2 separate regions of the Homo sapiens genome follow, and region 1 is linked to region 2. Evidence: read pairs that join two places in POLR2A ChIA-PET (ENCODE). Cell type or tissue: endothelial cell of umbilical vein. All regions are shown on one strand. Each heading gives the region's core, and the rest is flanking DNA. Links, peaks and the distances in the headings are about the cores only.

Region 1 (4,389 bases), core at 285-4,284, 55 kb before region 2:
AAAAATCAAAATTAACCTCCTATCTGACCCCTTTACCACCAAAAGACAAAGCACTGTGGACTGTGGCCCCTTGCAGGAGAAGCAGGAGGCTTTGAGAAGGAACAGGGGTTCTGATGTAGCTCTGGGGAGGGTGTGGCAGTGCAGGGTCCATCTTATGACCCATGTCATACCTTGGATGTCGGCTCCCAGTGGGAAGGCAGGTGGGTACTCATGTAGTGGGAGACTGGACAGGAAATCCCCACCCAACGTGCCCATAGCAGGGCTCCTTAGCACCGAGGATGGCTGGTGGCCAGATGTCAGGACTCTGTGGGTAGAGAGGAGCTGAGGCAGCCAGCAAACCACAGATGCCCTCACCCAGCTCAGGTCCCCAGGTTCCCTCTCTGTCCCCTCCACATTTCTCTTGCCCCAGGCTTTGTCCAATGATCAGAAAGCAATCCTGACTTCTTCCCCTGTCCGTTTTGCTGTAGACTCAGCCTATTTTCTCATACCCTTTGCTTCCAGGTAGGGCCGGGATGGCAGCTGAGGTGACAGAACAGTGCTTCTTGGTAGGGGGCAGATCCTCCTCATCTGATGAGCTTTCTATTGTCAAGTCAATAACTTCGACCTTCTTCTTATTCTCTGATGGATCTCCCCCCTGGACTGGGCTGTACTGGAGGCCTGTGGGTATTAAGAAGACTACGTCTCAGAGAAGAGGCCATCCAAGATTTAGCTTAGCTGGGGAACAGGGGGTCACTCACCATCCAGCCCATACCCTGGCGGGGGGCAAACCTCAGATGCCTCCTTCTTGGGTTTCATTGGGCACCAGGATCCATCTTCCATGAATTGGATCTCATCACAATCTGAACAGGAACTAAGAATCTCCATAAATAAACTGGGGGAAGAGAGAGATGAAAATTCACGGGGCTGGGAGATGAGCAGAACAGTAGCCAGAGTTCTGTAACTCACCTTCCTGTATCTCAGTTTCCTCATCTGTAAAATAAGAACATTATCCATCCTACTGGACCGCTCTGAGTTGTTGGAATCAAATAACACAAGGTATGTAAAAGAGCTTTGCAAAGTAAGTAATAGGTTTTAAAATAAATACAATCTGAGGCTGGGTGCAGTGGCTCACGCCTTTAATCCCAGCACTTTGGGAGGTACAGGCAGGTGAATCACTTGAGGCTGGGAGTTCAAGACCAGCCTGGCCAACATGGTGAAACCTCATCTCTACTAAAAATACAAAAATTAGCCAGGTGTGGTGGCACATGCCTATAATCCCAGCTACTTAGGAGGCTGAGGCACGAGAATCGCTTGAACCCAGGAGGCAGAGGTTGCAGTGAGCCTAGACCACACCACTGTTCTCCACCCTGGGAAACAGAGCAAGGCTCTGCCTCAAAAAAAAAAAAAAAAAAAAAGCCGGCGTGGTGGCTCACGCCTATAATCACACTTTCAGAGACTGAGGTGGGTGGATCACCTGAGGTCAGGAGTTCGAGACCAGCCTGGCCAACATGGTGAAACCCCATCTCTACCAAAAATACAAAATTAGCCGGATGTGGCGGCACATGCCTGTAATCCCAGCTACTCAGGAGGCTGAGGCAGGAGAATTGCTTGAACCCAGGAGGCAGAGGTTGCATGAGCTGAGATCACGAGACTGTGCCATACCACTCCAGCCTGGGTGACAGAGTGAAACACCGTCTCAAAAAAAAAAAAAAAAAAAATCTGAGCACTTACGTGTAGTATAAGGAACAAAAGGAGCAGAGACACAGAAGTCCATAAACCATCTCCAAAAGGCACTGGGTCTTTGGCTTTCTAAACACTTGTGTAAAAATAAATAAATAAAGGCACTAGGGGCCAGGCATGGTAGCTCATGCCTGCAATCCTAGCACTTTGGGAGGCCAAGGTGGGAGGATCACTTGAGGCCAGGAGGTCGAGGCTGCAGTGAGCTATGATTGTGCTACTATACTCCAGTCTGGGCAACAGAACGAGACCCTGTCTCAAAAACAAACAAACAAACAAAAAGTGGGGGAGCACTGGGAACAGGAACCATAATGTAGATTCCAAAAAGAGGTTAAGACTAGCAAGATCAAAAGATTAGAACATCCAGGCCCTGAAAAGAACCTTATTGCAATGCTCAGTGGGAAGTCAGGTAGTTGTTATAGGTGATATATTATGACAGTTCAGTACACTGGCTCTGCCACTTAACAATATAACCTTGAGCAAGGCTCAATCTCTCTCGGCCTCAGTTTCCTCATGTGTAATGATACTACCTATCTCATAGGGTTTTTTTTTTTCTTTTTTTTTTTCTGGGTGAGTGTCACTAGCCAATCATAGGATTATTTCTTTTTTTGAGACAGGGTCTCAATCTGTTGCCCAGGCTGGGGTGCAGTAATGCAATCATAGCTCACTGCAGCCTCAAACTCCTGGGTTCAAGCCATCCTCCTGCCTCAGCCTCCTGAGCAGCTAAGACTACAGTCATGAGCTATTATAACATGCCTGGCTAATTTTTTTAATTTTTTATAGAGAGAGGGTCTACTATGTTGCCCAGGCTGGTCTCAAACTCCTAGCCTCAAATGATCTTCCCATCTCAGCCTTCCAGTGTTGGAATTACAGGTAGGAGCCGAGTCCATAGGGTTATTGTGAGGATTCAATGAGATAACTCATGCAAAGTGCTCAGCAAGATGCCTTGTATATACTAAGTCCTTAATGTTGCCCTCCCCCTCCACACACATGCACATACACACACACACACACAGACTGGTAAAAGGGATAGATAAGGTGAGAATTGCAGTTCATGTGAGGGGAAGTAAGCCATATGAATTAAAAACCCTGAAGGAGGTGGTGGCTAAAAGAAAAAAGAAATATTATAGGCTGGGCATGTTGTCTCATGCCTGTAATCCCAGCACTTTAGGAGGCTGAAGTGGGCAGATCACCTGAGGTCAGGAGTTCAAGACCAGCCTGGCCAACATGGTGAAACCCAGTCTTTACTAAAAATACAAAAATTAGCCAGGCATGGTGGTGGGTGCCTGTAATCCCAGCTACTCAGGAGGCTGAGGCAGGAGTATCGCCTGAACCCGGGAGGTGGAGGTTGCAGTGAGCCAAGATTGTGCCACTGCACTCCAGCCTGGGGAACAGAGTAAGATTCCATCTCAAAAAAAAAAAAAAGAAAAGAAAAAGAAAAAGAAATAACCAAGAAAAGAGGTTCTAGTGGATGTCCTAGGTAAGAGGAAGCAAAATGGCCCTACCCATCAATGATAAGAGATTCATAGGGAGCCTTCTTGTCACACACAGGACATGTCCATGTAGGCTTCTTCTCATTCATCTGTAGATAAAGGGCAGCATCGAAGCTCTGCAGGTGGGCGCAGGTGAGGGCACGACAAGGGACAGTCAGGCGCATCTTCCCTAGCTGAGGAGAAGCAAGTTCTCTTGTCAGAGGCCCTACTCTGATTTCATCCCAGAAAACTTCACGCCAGTATCCCTAGGAACCCTCATCAAAGTCCACAGGCTAAACCCAACTCCCTTCCCACCCTGTTCCCTTCTCCCCTTTTACCCACCGGGCACATGAGTGACACCCGGAGACTTGTAGTGGCCACCTCACTGTCAGGGTCAGCAGTCAATTTCTCCTTGACTGAAACAAAAGTGAGGCCAGAGCCATGGGGTCAGCAAGGCTGGAGGAAGCCCAGGAGTTGGTAAGGCCAGGAACAGATGGCTCTGGCTGAGAGGCTGCTGGGTGGAGCGTCTTTGGGGGCCAGTGGGACGTCACATGGAAGTGGTCTGGGATATGGATGATGAAGGCTGGGTGTGGGGGATTTTCCCATCCCTGAAGATGCTTAAACATAGCGTGACACTCTGGCTATGTTAGAGATGATCTGGAGGAGTTGAAGCATCATGTGAGGGTTAGATTAGAGGACCCCTAAGATTCTTTCCAGTCCGGAGAGCCCATATTCTAGCAGGGCTGGAGTTAGGGACTGTGAGGTGCAAAGCAGATACATGATTGGAAATTCAAGGGTGCCTGGGAGTGGTCCAACTTCAACTATAAAGACTGGAAGACTGGTCAGGGGTAGAGGGGGAGGGTTGGGGTTCATGTGAGAAGGGGAGTAAGTTGTCAAAAAAGAGGTATGGGTTTAATTATGAAGGCTGGAGGGCCAGGAAGACTTGAATCCAGATCAGGTGGGGAAGAGAGGAAAGATGTTACTCACTCAGTGCCCGCGAGTGGTCTGGGTTCCGGATACCCTTTGCTCTGAGTTTTTGTAGAAGGGTTCCTGCAGTCAACTGCCTCACCAGGTACACAGACAAGGAGTAATTCTACTTGGAGGCAGGGGGTAGACAATTAGCCTCTGCTTCTCATACCACCACTGCCCACTTTTGTTCCATGAGGACCAGAGACAGACTCATAAAGAGGAAAATGCTTCC
Region 2 (4,378 bases), core at 379-4,378:
GCAATGACTGTATGGTGGGGGAACAAAAGCAGAGTGGTTCTGATGGTGAGGAATGAAACATGGTAGCAACTATGAAGACTGAAAATGTTTAAGGAGAAGAGAATATTAGGAAAGGCATGTGGGTAGAGAACATTTTTTTTTTTTTGAGACAGAGTCTCGCTCTATTGCCCAGGCTGGAGTGCAGTGGCGCAATCTCGGCTCACTGCAAGCTCTGCCTCCTGGGTTCACGCCATTCTCCTGCCTCAGCCTCCCGAGTAGCTGGGACTACAGGCGCCCGCCACGACACCCGGCTAATTTTTTGTGTTTTTAGCAGAGACAGGGTTTTACTCTGTTAGCCAGGATGGTCTCGATCTCCTGACCTCGTGATCCACTGGCCTCGGCCTCCCAAAGTGCTGGGATTACAGGCGTGAGCCACCACGCCTGGCCCATTTTGTTTGTTTTTGAGACAGAGTCTCACTCTGTCGCCCAGGCTGGAGTGTAGTGGCATAATCATGGCTCACTGCAGCCTGGACCACCTGGGCTCAAGTGATCCTCCCACCTTGGCCTCCTGAGTAGCTGGGACCACAGGCATGCACCACCATACCCAGCTAATTTTTTTATTTTTTATTTTTGTAGAGATGGGGTCTCTCTATGTTGCCCAGGCTGGTCTCAAACCTCCAGACCTCAAGCAATCCTCCTGCGTTGGCCTCCCAAAATGTTGGGATTACAGGCATGAGTTACTGTGCCAGGCCAGATCATGGACTCCTGATAAGGAGTCTGAATTATTATTATTATTATTTTTGAGATGGAGTCTCGCTTACTCTGTCACCCACGCTAGAGTGCAGAGGCACAATCTTGGCTCACCGCAACCTCCACCTCCTGGGTTGAAGTGAGAGTCTCCTGTCTTAGCCTCCCGAGTAGATGAGATTACAGGCATGCACTAGCGCACCCAGCTAATTTTTGTATTTTTTTTTTTTAGTAGAGATGGAGTTTCACCATGTTGGCCAGGCTGGTCTTGAACTCCTGACCTCAAGTGATCTGCCCACCTTGGCCTCCCAAAGTGCTAGAATTACAGGTGTGGGCCACCACACCTGGCCAGGAGTCTGAATCTGTTAGGAAACATGGAGCTTTTGCAAGCACATTAGGTAGCAATGAGGATAGCCATGCAGGCCCTTTGCCAGGCATCATACCGCTTTGCCCCATCTTTTTCCCACCCAGTATCTCCTTCTGGGAACCAAGTACTCAGCCTTCCTCTGGCTCACGTTGGGCAGTGGGTGCCAGGCTTCCCTGAGGCTGGAATGAAGCATCCACACGGGCACATATCCCAGAACTGAAGACAGAGCTGCCACAAGCACGAGACCAGAGAGGGGCACAGGCCTGGGGATGGGGGAAATAGTTACTCCCAGGCTTGGGAGGGCACCCTCAGAACATGCTCCCAGTTGAAGGAGGCATGAAGACTACTCCCTGACATTACCTACCTTTTGCTTTCTAGGGTTTTTAACTCCTTGACCCCTCCACACAGACCATTTTCCCTTACCACACTTCTCTTTTTTCTTTTATGGACCTTCAGAGACACTGCCACCACCCTCTCCTTAGCTCACCATGAATCCCCCATCACCATCTGTCTCTAACAGAGACATCCCCAGGTGCATATTCACAGCAGGATGAGATGAATTTCCCAGTTGGTAGTCACCTGGTTGGAAGGAGGTGGAAGAGAATGAGATCATGGGGTCATAGATGGGGTGCTTGAATTCATGTGATTTTGGAGGAGAATGAGCAGGGATTGGTATCAGATTGGGGACAGGGAGTATGCGGATTTTAGGGGTGAAAAAGCTGAGGTATAGGGAGTTGAAGCTTCTAGAGTATCAAAGTCAGGGGTTAGGAGGAGAAGGGTCAGGCATCTTCTCACCTAAGTGGCCCTTGGCACATGGGGCATTGTGGGCCCCCCCTACAGGGCAGCGATAAACGTCCCCCCTCCGGTCGCCTGAAGGCCCATCCCAGGGGGCGCCCACCAGCATCCTGGGAAGAGGATGTGAATGTAAGTAAGCACAGGGCAAACATGACCCTTGACATAGGCCAAAGGGAAAGAGCATGGAGGTGGTAAGTTTAGAGCCCCAGCCACTTTCAAAAGACCAGATTAGTTTAGAGTCCCATCTATCTTGCCTCCCCTTTGTTAGCACTACTGCAGTCCCAATCCCCTGGCACTCCGGTTTCTTCCTCACCATCGCTGTCCACCCCCAACATGTTGTAAGACACTGTATCCAAATTCAGCTTCTGGTGGCCCTGGGAATAGGCGTGGGTGATGTTCATCCAGGTTAAAGGGGGAGCAGAGACCTGTGGGGTCAGGATCATAATGTTAGTATGAGGTAGTGAATGGCTAGAGGCACAGCCCGAGAGAAGCTGTGAGGAAGCGTCTTAATCTCAGTCTGCCTGCCTGCTTTTTCACTCATAAGCTTTTCTGGCCTCTCTCAGTGTCATGTACTCAGAGCTCCAGGCAAAGATGATTCCCTTCCTGTGTTTGTGTCCAGATGCCTAAACTGTGGCCCTCTGCCATGCTGATGTACAGCTGTATTTCCATTCCCACCCCTGAAATTTCATTCACAGACATGTCTGAAAAGGTCAAGTTACTTTTTTTTTTTTTTTTTTTTTTTTTTTTTTGAGACGGAGTCTCTCTGTCGCCCAGGCTGGAGTGCAGTGGCGTGATCTCGGCTTACTGCAGGCTCCGCCCCCCTGGGTTCACGCCATTCTCCTGCCTCAGCCTCCCGTGTAGCTGGCACTACAGGCGCCTGCCACCTCGCCCGGCTAATTTTTCTTATTTTTAGTAGAGACGGAGTTTCACCGTGTTAGCCAGGATGGTCTCGATCTCCTGACCTCATGATCCGCCCGCCTCGGCCTCCCAAAGTGCTGGGATTACAGGCGTGAGCCACCGCGCCTGGCTACTCTTTTCCACAACATTCCTTCCACACACTCTCCTCAACAAACTGTGAGGGTCAAAAGAGGGAGAGGGCCTTTCTGTATCCCCAGAACAACCATTGCTTCCAATTCTCCCCAAAATAGGGGGAATGAAAGGAAGCTAAGGAGCACTGCATGTCTGGCTCTCTCCTTCTCTATCTCTTCCTGACTTCCAGTGTCATTGTCACACTCTCACTGTCTTTTTCCAATGTCTAGGTCCCTGGTTGATTCCAGCCTTGGAAATCTCAGTGGTAATTAACTGGGTGGGGCCACTCGCCTGCCCACACACATAGTTTGCCATCCATCCTTTCCAAGGGTCCCATCATCCTGAAGTTTCCCACAACCTGCTTCCTTTTTAACTAATCTACTCTCCCAACTGGTCCCCTACCTACCTCCATGGTTTCCTCAGCCTTCAGCCCATTCTAAAGGTGCCCGACCCTAGCTAATCTTCCCTTTTGACCCCAATGCCTTTAAAATCAGAGCTGGTATTTTAGGAAACAATGATTACAGGGCACTGCCAAGGAAAAATTCCAGGCCTCTTGTCCTTCCCATGGTCCTTTCCCCAACTATGTCTTGCTCTGTACTTCTAAGCAACCCCCTCTCAGGCTACCCCCTCACCATTACCAATGGCTATAGCTTTATCCCAAACCATGCTCATTTTCAGAAAGGTGTTTAGTATGTGAGCAGTTTTGCATCCAGAAAACTGGCAGGGCTGTATGACCAGAAACTGCAGCTCATTGGTTAGATAAACCCAGAGTTCTGACCACATAGTTAGTCAGTTATGCCTCAGGCCCCAGGGACCACCAAGGGTAAGAAGTTAGGGAGGGGATAATAGGAATCAGACTAGCCACGTGGAAGGTCACATCACATTTCTTTTTTGTCTCCTTACCCCTATAGGGCTTAGGATGAAGATTTTATATATTTAGATACAAATCTCAGCCAAGCATGGTGGCTCATGCCTATAATCCCGGCACTTTGGGTGGCTGTCGGGGGCGGATTGCTTGAGTCCAGGAGTTAAAGACCAGCCTGGCCAACATAGCAAAACTCTGTCTCTAAAAAAAAAAAAATTAGCCAGGCGTGGTAGCACACGCCTATAGTCCCAGCTACTCGGGAGGCTAAGGTGGAAGGATCACCTCAGCCTGGGAGGTTGAGGCTAGAGTGAGCCATGATCATGCCACTGCACTCCAGCTTGAATGACAGAGTGAGACCCTGTTTCAAAAAAAAAAATTAGCTGTGCGTGGTGGCGCGTACCTAGTAGTCCCAACTACTGAGCTGTGGTTGCACCACTGCACTCCAGCCTAGACAACAAAGTGAGACCCTATCTTTAAAAAATAATAATAATTATTATATACAATATATAACTATATAATATATAATTATGTTATATATTATATGTATATTATATATAATATATAATTATGTTATATATTATATGTATATTATATAT

Evidence for each region. Peaks named below come from ENCODE experiments on the same cell type or tissue, not always from the same donor. Only the 100,000 strongest peaks of a DNase experiment are listed, where the experiment ranks them.
Region 1: POLR2A ChIA-PET joins it to region 2 with 5 read pairs; 32 of 35 experiments call an interaction of 5 or more read pairs at or near these places.

What each region holds. Positions count from the first base shown.
Region 1 is chr1:145,850,283-145,854,671 of GRCh38, forward strand. It overlaps PIAS3 (protein inhibitor of activated STAT 3), which reads right to left. Exons shown (of 14, transcript NM_006099.3): 7 at 4,176-4,281; 8 at 3,531-3,604; 9 at 3,222-3,382; 10 at 738-871; 11 at 489-657; 12 at 171-304. It overlaps MIR6736 (microRNA 6736), which reads right to left and starts at 363; the gene lies at 305-363. RefSeq lists an enhancer at 1-598. In endothelial cell of umbilical vein, for the core only: no CTCF peak of the experiment used is centred there; no DNase peak of the experiment used is centred there; H3K27ac peaks cover 183 bases.
Region 2 is chr1:145,905,153-145,909,530 of GRCh38, forward strand. ITGA10 (integrin subunit alpha 10) reads right to left here. Exons shown (of 30, transcript NM_003637.5): 2 at 2,202-2,313; 3 at 1,889-1,998; 4 at 1,581-1,672; 5 at 1,242-1,356. Among named protein-coding and RNA genes, the nearest start is that of ITGA10, 2.7 kb to the right of the region's middle. In endothelial cell of umbilical vein, for the core only: no CTCF peak of the experiment used is centred there; a DNase peak (open chromatin) is centred at 2,489; H3K27ac peaks cover 1,913 bases.